Linked DNA regions of Mus musculus: region 2 is linked to region 1. A link is a loop called in an ENCODE intact Hi-C map of the cell type or tissue named here. Cell type or tissue: heart. All regions are shown on one strand.

Evidence for each region. A loop is a pair of places that touch in the nucleus more often than their neighbours do. Peaks named below come from ENCODE experiments on the same cell type or tissue, not always from the same donor. Only the 100,000 strongest peaks of a DNase experiment are listed, where the experiment ranks them.
Region 2: a loop joins it to region 1, with 9 times the contacts of the local background. A loop is called at or near these places in 8 of 42 quality-filtered maps.

What each region holds. Positions count from the first base shown.
Region 1 is chrX:9,283,102-9,291,101 of GRCm38, forward strand. All of the region lies in intron 2 of Xk (X-linked Kx blood group), which reads left to right. H2al1m (H2A histone family member L1M) reads left to right here and starts at 663. Exons shown (of 1, transcript NM_029588.3): 1 at 663-1,187. The coding sequence starts at 758. The coding sequence ends at 1,075. In heart, no CTCF peak of the experiment used is centred here; no DNase peak of the experiment used is centred here.
Region 2 is chrX:9,557,627-9,565,626 of GRCm38, forward strand. No RefSeq gene overlaps it. Among named protein-coding and RNA genes, the nearest start is that of H2al1o, 11 kb to the right of the region's middle. In heart, no CTCF peak of the experiment used is centred here; no DNase peak of the experiment used is centred here.

The DNA.
Region 1 (8,000 bases):
GATACATATGCAGCTAGAGACGGGAGCTCCGGGGGTTACTGGCTAGTTCATATTGTTGTTTCACCTATAGAGTTGCAGCTGCCACCAGCTCCTTGGGTACTTTCTCTAGCTCAGTTTTACTATAAGTACAGTGTTGTGCCATGATAAATGTTACCTATCCTATTAGATTCTAAAACCTAGAAACATTTCATCATATCAAGAAGAAAACATGAACACGTAGGCCTTGTCAGATTGTAAAAATCTAAGAGAAAGAGTTCCCATAAGAGGAGGATATAACCAGGTGGGCTTGGTGGCCTGCCTACAATTCCAGTTGTGTGAGGCTAAGACAGAATCTCCAGAGCAAGGAGGCTAGTAAGACTATATTGGTGAGCTCTGGCTTGGATTGAGAGATCTCATCTTAGTTAATAAGATAAAAGACTGATCAAGGGTGAGTCTAGTTCCCAACTTCAGGCCTTAGGAATCATATGTGTGGCCACACAGGACACAGGAGCACATGCAAACATTCACTCACACAGTCTCACACACACATGAAAATGAGAAAAGATAAAAAGGACATATTCAGTAAGATGTGCTGTTTCCTAATATGGGCATTTCTGCACTGAACACCAGAGTTCAGTGGCTACCAGTGATATCATAAAGTATGTTGTAACAAAGTCCTCTCAAGGATAACTTCTTAGGTGGGTGAGAAGGTTGGTTATTTGGAGAGCCTCGGGCCAACAGAGAAGGCCATCTGAGCCAAAACCTCCACACAGACATCATGGCCAAGAAAATGCAAAGGCGAAGAAGACAGAAAAGAACCCGCTCCCAGAGAGGTGAGCTTCCTCTTAGCCTTGTAGATCGTTTCCTACGAGAGGAATTCCATTCCAGTCGCCTGAGCTCTTCCGCACTTTCATTCCTCACGAGTGTGCTCGAGTACTTAACATCGAACATCCTCGAACTGGCTGGTGAGGTGGCCCACACCACTGGCAGGAAGCGCGTAACTCCAGAGGATGTACGTCTGGTGGTACAGAACAACGAACAGCTCCGCCAACTCTTCAAACCAGGTGGCACATCAGTGAATGAGGATGACAACTGATGATGCCTGGGTCTCAAGAGTCTGGAGGTTCACCGCACCTTCAGCCTCACCCTGCCCCAGTGTCCTACTAGCTGGGGGAGCAAATCAAATATGCTATTAAAGCATCTAGATCGAACCCCATTGATCCTGGCTCCTTTTGTTTCTTCATTTTGAGCTAGAGGTTGTTATGAACCACCCGGGAGGGTGATGGTGGGTTTGAAGCTGTCGTTAATGTGGGGAACTTGATTTCCAGAGGAAATTTCTAATAGGGACCATGTGGGCAGTTGTCTTGGTGGGAGGAGATGGTGATGTGTAAGCACTTTTGGCCTGGTGGCAGTGGGAGGATTTGGCTAAGGTAGAGGGCAGAGAAGATGTCCTGGTAGTCTGTGAGCCCACAAAGCCTTGGAAGGCCAGGAATTTGGTTCCAGCCTCCCAGGCACATTGGAGAGAAAAGCTGGAAGAAGACTCCATGGGAAGACCAGCAGGCTGGACTAACTGGAACCTTGAGATCTCTCAGATACTGAGCCACCTACCAGACAGCATACACTAGCTGGTCCCAGGCCCCAACACACATATAGCAGAGGACTGCTTGGTCTGGACTCAGTGAAGGAAGATGCACCTAACCCTTGAGAGACTTGGAGCCCCAGGGAGTATGGAGATCTAGTGGAGTGGGGACATCTTGGAGACAGGAGAGGAGGTATGGGATGAAGAACAGCCAGAGGGCAGTCCCAGAGGGGGATAACGACTGGACTGTAAAAAAGAAAAGATTAAAAAATAATAAAAATATGCAAAATAGAAACTATAGGTAGTTTTCCTTTTTTTAATTTTTAGAATTTCTGCCTCATTACAAAAGGATTTATATAAGAATTAGTAGGTATACAGTGCTATGATGCTGTATAGAATATATGCTTCTAGCATCCTTTCTTTTTTTCTTTCCTCCTCTTTCCCCTCCTCTTCCTTCTCCTCCACTTCCTCTTCTTAGGTTTTGAAACAGGGTCTCTCTACACAGTCCTGACTGTCCTGACTCACTCCATAGACCAGGCTGACCTTGAACTCACAGAGTTCTGACCACCTCTGTCTTTGAGTGCTAGAATGCCCCCTCTGTCTTAGGCACACTGGTCATCTAAATAACAGTAGTGGGGAAATGCTACTGTCTAACTGCCTTGTAATTCAAGCAGGTCGAAATAGTTACACAGTATTAACGAACTTATTTATGAACATCTTCAGTGCTGTTCTCAGAAGGGAGCTCTGGGTTTTCAGTGATAGGATACGTCATAAAACCTTGTAGCTCCTGTCATCAGAGGCTGAGCCTGGGTTTTAGAGAGTTTTCATGTATTATGAATAAACTCTGCCCCTAATGTTTCACAGAACATATATGGGATAACTAACACTCAGGAGCTGCTCCAACTTAGCACTGGGGCCCCTGCCTCTAAGTGTCCACATTTGGGGTGTTCACTTTTCATCAGCTCCTAGGCTTATGCCGCTGCTGCCTTTTAGACAGAACTTCTCAGAGGCTGTCCAGTCAGCTTTCACAGCAGAATCAGAAGAGTTTAGTTTCAGGTCCTAGGGTACCACATTCTTTTCATGTGATCTTGACCATTCCTTGTTTCCTCTGAACAGTGGCATCTTTCTCCTCCCCTGTCCGCACATGCTCAGGGTGCTTTCTAAAGAGCAGTTAGCTCTGCCTGATGCTCAGGTGACTGATGGGAACTGGGACTACCAGCTATGACCACCACCCTCTCTTGTCCTAGAGGTGGCATAAGAAAGTACTCAAGAATTCACTTTCAAGAACAACCGCCAGGCAGTGGTGGCACACGCAGTTAATCCCAGCACTTGGGAGGCAGAGGCAGGTTGATTTCTGAGTTTGAGACCAGCCTAGTCTACAGAGTGAGTTCCAGGACAGCCAGGGCTACAGAGAGAAACCCTATTTCACAAAACAAAACAAACAACAAAACAAAAACAAAACAAAACAACAACAACAGAAAAACCAAAAACCACTTAAATCTTCCTTTGGGTAGGCCAAATAGGTTAGGCAACTGGAACTTGAATTGGGCTTTATTAACCAAAATCTTGTTCTGTTAAATATCATGCTAACTTTCCAGTATTAAACTGTTCTGCAATTTACAAAATGTGTTTCATGTGTATGAGTGTTTTGGCTACATGTATGTCTCTGTACCACATGTGTACATTCCTCCTGGAGGTGAGAAAGGAGTGTCATGTCCTCTGGCGTTGGAGTTAATAGCTGGTTGTCAGCTGCTGTGTGGGTGATGGGAAATGAGCCTGATGGAGGACATGCACATAAGTATCCTAACCGTACTTATGTTAGCATGGTTTCCTCCACTAAGATTAATGAAGATAAGGCTGAGCACCTCTTTTGCTTTGATTTTTCTCCCCGTGGCTCGTTAATACTGATGTAGGAAAGTCAATTTCTCTAACATTGGCTCTGACGAGTTGAAAGAGCAAATGGTTTCTTTCCAAGGATTCTTTGCAAATCTTAGACAAGTTTAACCATGATTTTCACTTCATTTCACAAAAAAGCAATATAAATTATGTTTTAGCACTTTATGATAAGAGCAGATTACTACCCCAAAACTCTCATTTTCACAAAAAGAAAACCAGTTGAAAACGACCATTTTCTCAGAAAGGCAACCAGTTTTAAGGTTTGTTTTAATAAAAATCACCAAATGTGTCTTTGGACTGTCTTACTAATAAACCCAATATAAGAAAGGTAGTTTTGCCATTTTCAACTCCTAGTGGTTGTGATACAAGAACTGTACAAGTTTTGTCTATCACTATCTCCTCATGGAGGGAGCCTGAGGGCTGAGCCCTCCCTGAGGTCTTATAGGCAGTTGAGCAGGATGAAAGCCCCTCCCCCTCCATGAGGAAATACTGGTGTTTAACTGTTGCTCAGGAGGGGGAAGTCAGTTACCTCAGTAGTTTAGACACTGGTAAGTTAACCTGTGGTACCACAAATAACTCTTTATTCTTTTGTTTACACATACACAGAGACTAAAACAGGTTTGGCAAAATTTTAGTGCCTATTTGTGTACCTCTTTTAGATTCTTTTTCCATAGACCTTTTACAGTTTTCTATAATGATCAAATTTGTGATTTACCATTCTTCCCTTTTCCCATTCTAGAGCAGCAAACCACTGTACCTTAGGGCAGACACAGTATCTTTTCTGCCAGTAAGAAATCCTCCTAGCACTTAGAAGGCTGAGTGAAGCAGGAAAATTGTCACAATTTCAAGGCCAGTCTGCAAGACAGAAGTCCAGCTCAGCCTGAGCTATGCTGTGCGACTGTCTCAAAAATAATAAGCCTTATCATCTTGAGATTCCTAGTATATCTTCATTCACATAACTTTTAAGGGGCTTCTTGTAGTTCCCGAGGTAAAGAAGACTGATGGATAATTAGGAGTTTCTGTCCTTCCAGCAGACTTAATCCGTTTCATGGGCACACCTAGTGCCTTCTTACACCACTTGCTCCCATAGCACCTTTCACAGCATGGCAGAAACCATTGTAGTCATTTACAGACCCAAAGCTAGAACCTCTTTTTAGTGTGGGCTTGGTAGATTTACCAGCCCATTCTCAGAATCCTATCTTACTTGGAAATTATCTTAAAAAGATACACTGAATATTTGGTCTTTAGTTTTCCAAAAACCTCAGAAACACTGATCAAAATAACAGAATACAATAATTAAACAGAACAAAATTCATTTTCTTTCAACATAAATTTAGGCCTTTTATAATATTAAATATTTGTTATGAGTAATTGCAGCTCATTTGGTCATGAATATGTATGTTTTTAGGAAAACAATTCTAAGAAACTTAAAATGTATATTTGTATTGTTATATATAACATTGGCAAATTAGAGAAGGCATGCTTATTTATGTTAAACTCACGAATCTACTCCTATTTATTGCCTATTTTAAAAATCAGAAACCTCCCTAGTCAAGATCTTAAACAGCTGTTCTCCTGTATGCCATGACATTTTTAGTTTATATTTAAATGTATTAACTGATCTGCTAATGAGTAGAAATCTGACAGAGCAGATTCTCTGTTCCCTTTCAGCTAATGACTCTATTCTATGTCAACTATGACTACAATTAGAAATACCCAAATTCTAAAGTCAAATCCTCACCTCTTTCTACCAGTCATAGGAAATCATTTAATAGCTATGGTAGTGTAAGTCTGTAATCCAGCACTTGGGAGTTGGATGCAGGAGGGTCAAGGACTTTGACTGTTCATAGCTACATAGTGAGTTTGAGGCCAGCATGAATTATGTAGGACTGTCTCGAAAAAAGCTGTCCCCCACTATCAAACAGAAACATAACGTTAGCATAAAGACATAAAAATAGTAAATATGAGTATCCTGTTGGCCCTCTGGATTTACCTGTACAAGTCAAGAAGGAAATTCCAGGGCAGACCTTTCACTTTGCATAATGTGTACTTATCAACAAGATCTGCCTTCTATGTGATTCTATATTATGTGACTCTATGGTCATCTTTTCCTGTGTTGCTAAGTGTTTAAAAGGCACTCTTTCTTTAGAAAGGGTAAAACCATGTTACCTGTATATATGCCACTTATCTATTCACGAGGAAAATGGCAGATATAGCCAGTTCAGTAGGAGAATGTTGACCAGCAATACTAAAATAAATGTATAATTAGAAATCATTTTGTTTTACTCTATTGTTGAAAGGAAAACTACTGAAAGCTGGATATCCATTGCGATCCCTGTTTAGATCAGTATCCTGACAGCATATAGCCCAGAACTGGTAAGAAACAGGGCTTAGCCAATCACAGGAGATGCCTTGCCCCAGACTTTGGAGATGGCAGCAAATAACTGTAAGGACCACCTCTTATTTTAGACAGAGGCAGTACAATTGATGATGACATGTTCCAATATAGTTTAAAAAATTCTGATGCTTGTGTTTTAGAGCTTGGCCAGGGCCATTCTAGCCCCATCCTTTGACAAAAGCACAACACAGCTCAGAAAATCATGGTGATGCCATCAACAAATGTCAGAGTTTAAATCTATCGATGCCCTTCAAAGTTCTCTCTGGCAGTTTTTAGATGGTGGTATTTGTGAGAGATCTAAATGAACCCTAGGATCAGGAGCATGCTGTGTAGAGTTGGGAATGGATAAATAGACTGGAGAGATAAAATGTGAACCATGGCAGATCCTTGGATAGCCTGAGCCACATATCCTTGCAGCTGTGGCAAAAGATTCAGAGCAGATTGCCAATACTCACTATGAGCAAGTACCCTAGCACACACTACAGTGCTTTCTTTTATTTTTCAGGGCTTTTACCTGTGCCAGGGAATGAAGCTTGGGTACTGCTGGGTGGTGTGTGGAAGATAACATTCATTAGATCAGTTCAAAACTAAGGGGGGTGGCAGTTAATAGGCAAAGCTTCAGACTATGTCCTTTCAATGGATAATTAGGATCCAATCTAGGTGAATCTCTGGATCCCCAGTAGACACGAATAGCCTGCAGTACCTTAGAGTAGCACCCAGCTTAATGATGCTTCTGTTTCTCTTGTGTCTTTCTGTCATCCTCCTCCCCCAAGTTCATTCTGCTTTCTTGGCATGCCTCCCAAATGAACTTTTTTGTCCTAACCTGTGGTATATGAGCGTAGTTGTCTGAATAGAGATGATAAATTGAGCCATTACATGCACAACTGTGGAAATGGAAACCATCCAGGGGCAAATGTTGTAAGGTCTACATAGTCTGTGAAAAAGTGAATGCTTTCGCTTTCAGCAGGAGAGTGAATGGAGTTTTTCACTAAGCTGGATGGGGGCCAATAAAGGGTTTATTTTACTGTTGAGTTTAATAAGAATTAACCAGAACACAGTTGCAGTTGTTCTTACAGAAGTTAACTGGATAGATGGGTAGAGGCTGGCTAGTATACGGAACTTGAATTATTGATTTTCGAGGTGTTTGTTGAAAATCATGATTAATAATTTCCCCCCTCTGTGTCATTTCTACTATGTTTGTGTGAAGGATGAATAATCTAGGATACATAGACATAGCTTTATTGCACAGTTTCTGAACGTTGGTGATTTGACAAATCCATCTGTATGATCAGGTCATACTCTAGAGCTCTGCATTAGGCAAACACATTCTATAGCTCCTGGAGACATACACACAAATGAACAAACACAACTTTATCGTGTTGCTTGTTTTCAGAAATGACTGCTTTTTATGAATAATCTAAATGCAATAGCTTCAGCTTCTATGTTCTTAGAGACAGATTAGGAGAATGAGTTAGCGGACGGTCTTTTGTGTGTATATGTAGTCCTTTACACGAGCTAAGCCTACACATTTCAGTCATAGCATCAGTTTCAGGATTTTACATGCTTACTCATAAGAACATGCATACACAAAGATCTTCCAAATCTCTAAAATGTCTAAAATACATTGAAATGCTGACAGAGTGAGAATATGTGCTTTTTAAATATGTTTATGTGTTACGCCTTTACATGAGGTGTAAGGTTTTTAGAGGGAGGCTGAAGGGTGAACCCACAGGAGCTACTAGAGCTGGATGTGGGAGGATGTGTGGTTTATCATGGCTGTGTCAGAAATTACTCTCTTCTGTATGGTTCCTACTTCCCTGTAGGCTACTCTGGTGATCCAAGGCTCTGAAACAGTTTATGGATAGAAACCTGTAAGGTCTCTTTCGTCTAGCCATTAGCCAAGGATTCTCTCAGTTGCTATAGATCTTATTTCCACAAAGCCTGACCAAGAGGAGATTGAGAGACAGACGTAAATGCCTCCCATGGTAATGTGCCTGCTGAATCAGCACTATCGAGTGGAATGTTTTCACATTAAATGCACAGAAACAAGCTTTCTCTAATCACTAGCCTGTTTTGCCACCCAAGCCATGCTGCATTGTCTCTCCCTTCTGTCAACTTATCTTTATATATTCACAATTAGCCTGTCTT
Region 2 (8,000 bases), 270 kb after region 1:
AGATGGATATTTTAAAGAAATTGAAAATTTAAGAATATGTAAAGACTGTGGGACTTTTAAAGTTATTTAGATCTTGGGGATGAATAAGAATGTAAGGATTGAGGCTTACTAGTGATGTGTTTGTGTGTCAAGTTGACAAGGGGTCAATTGTACTGGCTAGTTTTGTGTCAACTTGACACAGCTGGGGTTATCACAGAGAAAGGAGCTTCAGTTGAGGAAATGCCTCCATGAGATCCAACTGTAAGGCATTTTCTCAATTAGTGATCAAGGGGGAAAGGCCCCTTGTGGGTGGGACCATCTCTGGGCTGGTAGTCTTGGGTTCTATAAGAGAGCAGGCTGAGCAAGCCAGGGGAGGCAAGCTAGTAAGGAACATCCCCCCATGGCCTCTGCATCAGCTCCTGCTTCCTGACCTGCTTGAGTTCCAGACCTGACTTGCTTTGGTGATGAACAGCAGTATGGAAGTGTAAGCCGAATAAACCCTTTCCTCCCCAACTTGCTTCTTGGTCATGATGTTTGTGCAGGAATAGAGACCCTGACTAAGACACTATGAATATATATAATATATATGAATATATATGTATATATACAAATATAAATATATCCCATATATATAATGGAATTCTACTCAGCTATAAAAAGGATTAATCTTGTCATTTGTGGAAAGAAAAGAAATTTTAAGTAGTTGAATCAAATGACAAAACCCTTATACTCAAAGTACCAGATGATCTCATTCATGTGTGGACTCTAAAATCCCTGACCACACAGTATGAGACTGTGGAGAATAATGGGGTGTGGCAGTGAGGGTGAGTGGCACTGATGTGTCAAAGCATGAGCACTAAGTTATAATCAGATAGTACTAGTAAATTCTGGCATGCTGTTGCACAGCACAGTAATTATACAGATGATCATATATACTTCCTAAACTAAAAGAGATTATGTTGAATCATTTCATTATTGTGCCTGGCACCAGCAGAAGTCAGAAGAGGGGGTCAGATAACCTGGAACTGGAGACACAGATGCTTGTAAGACAAAATGGGGATGCTGGGAACCAAACCTAAGAGCAAGCGTTCTTAACCACTCCTGATGGTCATTAGAAGAAGCTTTGATACTTAAGATGGCATTAGAGATATGACTAAAGGATATAAAGAATTAAGTGGAAAGGAAGACAGGCTAATTGTGAATATATAAAGATAAGTTGACAGAAGGGAGAGACAATGCAGCATGGCTTGGGTGGCAAAACAGGCTAGTGATTAGAGAAAGCTTGTTTCTGTGCATTTAATGTGAAAACATTCCACTCGATAGTGCTGATTCAGCAGGCATATTACCATGGGAGGCATTTACGTCTGTCTCTCAATCTCCTCTTGGTCAGGCTTTGTGGAAATAAGATCTATAGCAACTGAGAGAATCCTTGGCTAATGGCTAGACGAAAGAGACATTACAGGTTTCTATCCATAAACTGTTTCAGAGCCTTGGATCACCAGAGTAGCCTACAGGGAAGTAGGAACCATACAGAAGAGAGTAATTTCTGATGCGGCCATGATAAACCACACATCCTCCCACATCCAGCTCTAGTAGCTCCTGTGGGTTCACCCTTCAGCCTCCCTCTAAAAACCTTACACTTCATGTAAAAGCGTAACACATAAACATATTTAAAAAGCACATATTCTCACTCTGTCAGCATTTCAATGTATTTTAGACATTTTAGAGATTTGGAAGATCTTTGTGTATGCATGTTCTTATGAGTAAGCATGTAAAATCCTGAAACTGATGCTATGACTGAAATGTGTAGGCTTAGCTCCTGTAAAGGACTACATATACACACAAAAGACCGTCCGCTAACTCATTCTCCTAATCTGTCTCTAAGAACATAGAAACTGAAGCTATTGCATTTAGATTATTCATAAAATGCAGTCATTTCTGAAAACAAGCAACACGATAAAGTTGTGTTTGCTTATTTGTGTGTATGTCCCCAGGAGCTATAGAATGTGTTTGCCTAATGCAGAGCTCTAGAGTATGACCTGATCATACAGATGGATTTGTCAAATCACCAAAGTTCAAAAACTATGCAAAAAAGCTAGATCTATGTATCCTACTTCATTCATCCTTCACACAAACATAGTAGAAATGACAAAGAGGGAGGAAATTATTAATCATGATTTCCAACAAACACCTCAAAAATCAATAATTCAAGTTCCCTATACTAGCCAGCCTCTACCCATCTGTCCAGTTCACTTCTGTAAGAACAACTGCAACTGTGTTCTGGTTAATTCTTATTAAACTCAACAGTAAAATAAACCCTTTATTGGCCCCCATCCAGCTTAGTGAAAAACTCCATTCACTCTCCTGCTGAAAGTGAAAGCATTCACTTTTTCACAGACTATGTAGATCTTACAATGTTTGCCCTTGGATGCTTTCAGTTTCCACAGTTGTACATGCCATGGCTCAATTTATCATCTCTATTCAGACAACTACTCTCAAATACCACAGGTTAAGACAAGAAACTTCATTTGGGAGGCATGCCAAGAAATGAACTTGGTGGAGGCAGAAGATGGAAAGACACAAGAGAAACAGAAGCATCATTAAGCTGGGTGCTACTCTAAGGTACTGCATGCTATTTGTGTCTACTGGGGATCCAGAGATTCACCTAGACTGGATCCTAGTTATCCATTGAAAGGACATAGTCTGAAGCTTTGCCTATTAACTGCCACCCCACTTAGTTTTGAACTGATCCAATGAATGTTATCTTCCACACACCACCCAGCAGTACCCAAGCTTCATTCCCTGGCACAGGTAAAAGCCCTGAAAAATAAAAGAAAGCACTGTAGTGTGTGCTAGGGTACTTGCTCATATTGAGTATTGGCAATCTGCTCTGAATCTTTTGCCACAGCTGCAAGGATATGTGGCTCAGGCTATCCAAGGATCTGCCATGGTTCACATTTTATCTCTCCAGTCTATATATCCACTCCCAACTCTACACAGCATGCTCCTAATCCTAGGGTTCATTTAGATGTCTCACAAATACCACCATCTAAAAACTGCCAGAGAGAACTTCGAAGCACATCGATAGATTTAAACTCTGACATTTGATGATGGCATCACCACTATTTTCTGAGCTCTGTTGTCTTTTGTCAAAGGGGCTAGAATGGCCCTGGCCAAGCTCTAAAACACAAGCATCAGAATTTTTTAAACTATATTGGAACATGTCATCATTAATTGTACTGCCTCTGTCTAAAAGAAGAGGTGGTCCTTACAGTTATTTGCTGCCATCTCCAAAGTCTGGGGTAAGGCATCTCCTGTGATTGGCTAAGCCCTGTTTCTTACCAGTTCTGGGCTATATGCTGTCAGCATACTGATATAAACAGGGATCGTAATGGATATACAGGTTTCAGTAGTTTTCGTTTCAACAATAGAGTAAAACAAAATGATTTCTAATTATACATTTATTTTAGTATTGCTGGTCAACATTCTCCTACTGAACTGGCTGTATCTGCCATTTTCCTCATGAATAGATAAGTGGCATATATACAGGTAACATGGTTTTACCCTTTCTAAAGAAAGAGTGCCTTTTAAACACTTAGCAACACAGGAAAAGATGACCATAGAGTCACATAATATAGAATCACATAGAAGGCAGATCTTGTTGACAAGTACACATTATGCAAAGTGAAAGGTCTGCCCTGGAATTTCCTTCTTGACTTGTACAGGTAAATCCAGAGGGCCAACAGGATACTCCTATTTACTATTTTTATGTCTTTATGCTAACGTTATGTTTCAGTTTGATTTGTGGGGAACAGCTTTTTTCGAGACTCATGCTGGCTTCAAACTCACTATGTAGCTATGAACAGTCAAAGTCCTTGACCCTCCTGCATCCAACTCCCAAGTGCTGGATTACAGACTTATACTACCATAGCTATTAAATGATTTCCTATGACTGGTAGAAAGAGGTGAGGATTTGACTTTAGAATTTGGGTATTTCTAATTGTAGTCATAGTTGACATAGAATAGAGTCATTAGCTGAAAGGGAACAGAGAATCTGCTCTGTCAGATTTTTACTCTTTAGCAGATCAGTTAATACATTTAAATATAAACTAAAAATGTCATGGCATACAGGAGAACAGCTGTTTAATATTTTGACTAGGGAGGTTTCTGATTTTTAAAATAGTAAATAGGAGTAGATTCATGAGTTTAACATAAATAAGCATGCCTTCTCTAATTTGCCAATGTTATATATAAAAATACAAATATACATTTTAAGTTTCTTAGAATTGTTTTCCTAAAAACATACATATTCATGACCAAATGTGGTAGAATTGCTCATAACAAATATTTAAGATCGTAAAAATCCTATATTTATGTTGAAAGAAAATGATTTTTGTTTTGTTGAATTATTGTAGTCTGTTATTTTGATCAGTATTTCTGAGGTTTTTGGAAAACTAAAGACCAAATATTCAGTGTATCTATTTAAGATAATTTCCAAGTAAGATGGGATTCTGAGAATGGGCTGGTAAATCTACCAAGCCCACACTACAAAGAGGTTCTAGCTTTGGGTCTGTAAATGACTACAATGGTTTCTGCCATGCTGTGAAAGGTGCTATGGGAGCAAGTGGTGTAAGAATGCACTAGGTGTGCCCATGAAACGGATTAAGTCTGCTGGAAGGACAGAAACTCCTAATTATCCATCAGTCTTCTTTATCTCTGGAACTACAAGAAGCCCCTTAAAAGTTATGTGAATGAAGATATACTAGGAATCTCAAGATGATAAGGTTTATTATTTTTGAGACAGTTGCACAGCATAGCTCAGGCTGAGCTGGACTTCTGTCTTGCAGACTGGCCTTGAAATTGTGACAATTTTCCTGCTTTACTCAGCCTTCTAAGTGCTAGGAGGATTTCTTACTGGCAGAAAAGATACTGTGTCTGCCCTAAAGTACAGTGGTTTGCTGCTCTAGAATGGGAAAAGGGAAGAATTGTAAATGACAAATTTGACCATTATAGAAAACTGTAAAAGGTTTATGGAAAAAGAATCTAAAAGAGGAACACAAATAGGCACTAAAATTTTGCCAAACCTGTTTTAGTCTTTGTGTATGTGTAAATAAAAGAATAAAGAGTTATTTGTGGTACCACAGGTTAACTTACCAGTGTCTAAACTACTGAGGTAACTGACTTCCCCCTCTTGAGCAACAGTTAAACACCAGTATTTCCTCATGGAGGGGGAGGAGCTTTCATCCTGCTCAACTGCCTATAAGACCTCAGGGAGGGCTCAGCCCTCAGGCTCCCTCCATGAGGAGATAGTGATAGACTAAACTTGTACAGTTCTTGTATCACAACCACTAAGAGTTGAAAATGGCAAAACTAACTTACTTGTATTGGGTTTATTAGTAAGACAGTCTAAAGACACATTTGGTGATTTTTATTAAAACAAACCTTAAAACTGGTTGCCTTTCTGAGAAAATGGTCGTTTTCAACTGGTTTTCTTTTTGTGAAAATGAGAGTTTTGGGGTAGTAATCTGCTCTTATCATAAAGTGCTAAAACATAATTTATATTGCTTTTTTGTGAAATGAAGTGAAAATCATGGTTAAACTTGTCTAAGATTTGCAAAGAGTCCTTGGAAAGAAAGCATTTGCTCTTTCAACTCATCAGAGCCAATGTTAGAGAAATTAACTTTCCTACATCAGTATTAACGAGCCACGGGGAGAAAATCAAAGCAAAAAAGGTGCTCAGCCTTATCTTCATTAATTTTAGTGGAGGAAACCATGCTAGCATAAGTACGGTTAGGATTCTTATGTGCAGGTTCTCCATCTACAATTCAACCAACTGCAGACTGAAAATGTTAGAAAACTGTGTAATGAAGAAGTATAGTTCGTTTTCATCCTCCCCTAAACAATCAAGAAGAAAAGCTATTTACATTCCATTTATATTGTGCTGTTTATAAGTGACCTGTAGCTGGCATTAAGGAAGAGCCACGTGTAGTGGTACCTGCCTGTAGTTCAAGATACTTAGGAAGCTGACGTAGGAGAATCACTTCTGCTCCCAAATATGAGATGAGCCTAGGCAAGATAGCAAATTCCTGTTCAAATCAGATAATAAGATAAAATATAGGAAAAATGGGTGTATATTATAAGTAAATATAACACTACTCTATGTAATGTACTTAAGCCTGAATCATATCTTCATATCCACAAGGGCCTGGGAACCAATACTAGATACTTGGCAACAGATTATAGAGCTCAACTTTTAATTATCAGGGTCCTGTTGTTGCCGTCCCTCATGATGTTTGGTAATAAAATTATGGTGTTGCCAGTTGTTATTTCAGTAAATTAAGAAAAAAGACTTCAAATCTTCCCTTTTAAATTTTTGTTAGGTATCATATAACAGTAATTTTTGAATAAGAATTCATATTACACTTTTCTATGTAGCTTTATTAGCACATACACACCTACAAATTATTGCATGTGTCTTTGAGATGTGTCATTATTAGAGCTATTTTGGCCAAAATAATCTTTTTATATTAGTTTTGTTATCTTATTTTGCATATCAATTTTCTACTCCTAATTCCAGGGGTATAATCAGATGTATTATATCTATTATGCACTCTCACCTGATTGTTCACATGTGAAAATTATTAGAAGTCACCAGTGAACTACAAGGACTTAGGTTTCATTCTTCTCTATTTTTTTTTTATCTATAAAGAACCAACAAGTTTTTCAGAGTCCAGTAACAATGGACTTCAGTGATTTTAGAGAATAGGATCTTAGGCACAGGCTTCTCATGTCATAATGTAAGTGCTTTTCAGACCATGTAAATGACCAGTTTAAGAAGAGGGCCTGGAGAATGACTCTGAGGTTAAGAGCACGTTTAGAGGATCAGGTTCATTTCCCAACACCCACACAGCAGCTTACAACCAGCTATTAACTCCAATGCCAGAGGACATGACACTCCTTTCTTGCCTCCAGGAGGAATGTACACATTTGGTACACAGACATACATGTAGCCAAAACACTCATACACATGAAACACATTTTGTAAATTGCAGAACAGTTTAATACTGGAAAGTTAGCATGATTTTTAACAGAATAAGATTTTGGTTAGTAAAGCCCAATTCAAGTTCCAGTTTCCTAACCTATTTGGCCTACCCAAAGTAAGATTTAAGTGGTCTTTTGTTTTTGTTTTTGTTGTTGTTGTTTTGTTTTGTTGTTGTTTTGTTTTGTTTTGTTTTGTGAAATAGGGTTTCTCTCTGTAGCCCTGGCTGTCCTGGAACTTACTCTGTAGACCAGGCTGGTCTCAAACTCAGAAATCCACCTGCCTCTGCCTCCCAAGTGCTGGGATTAACTGCGTGTGCCACCACTGCCTGGCGGTTGTTCTTGAAAGTGAATTCTTTTTTTTTTTTTAATTTTTTATTAGGTATTTAGATCATTTACATTTCCAATGCTATACCAAAAGTCCCCCATACCCACCCACTCCCCCTTTTTGGCCCTGACGTTCCCCTGTACTGGGGCATATAAAGTTTGAAAGTCCAATGGGCCTCTCTTTCCAGTGATGGCCGACTAGGCCATCTTTTGATACATATGCAGCTAGAGTCAAGAGCTCTGGGGTACTAGTTAGTTCATAATGTTGTTCCGCCTATAGGGTTGCAGATCCCTTTAGCTCCTTGGGTACTTTCTCTAGCTCCTCCATTGGGAGCCCTGTGATCCATCCATTAGCTGACTGTGAGCATCCACTTCTGTGTTTGCTAGGCCCCGGCATAGTCTCACAAGAGACAGCTACATCTGGGTCCTTTCGATAAAATCTTGCTAGTGTATGCAATGGTGTCAGCGTTTGGATGCTGATTATGGGGTGGATCCCTGGATATGGCAGTCTCTACATGGTCCATCCTTTCATCTCAGCTCCAAACTTTGTCTCTGTAACTCCTTACAAGGGTGTTTTGTTCCCACTTCTAAGGAGGGGCATAGTGTCCACACTTCAGTCTTCATTTTTCTTGAGTTTCATGTGTTTAGCAAATTGT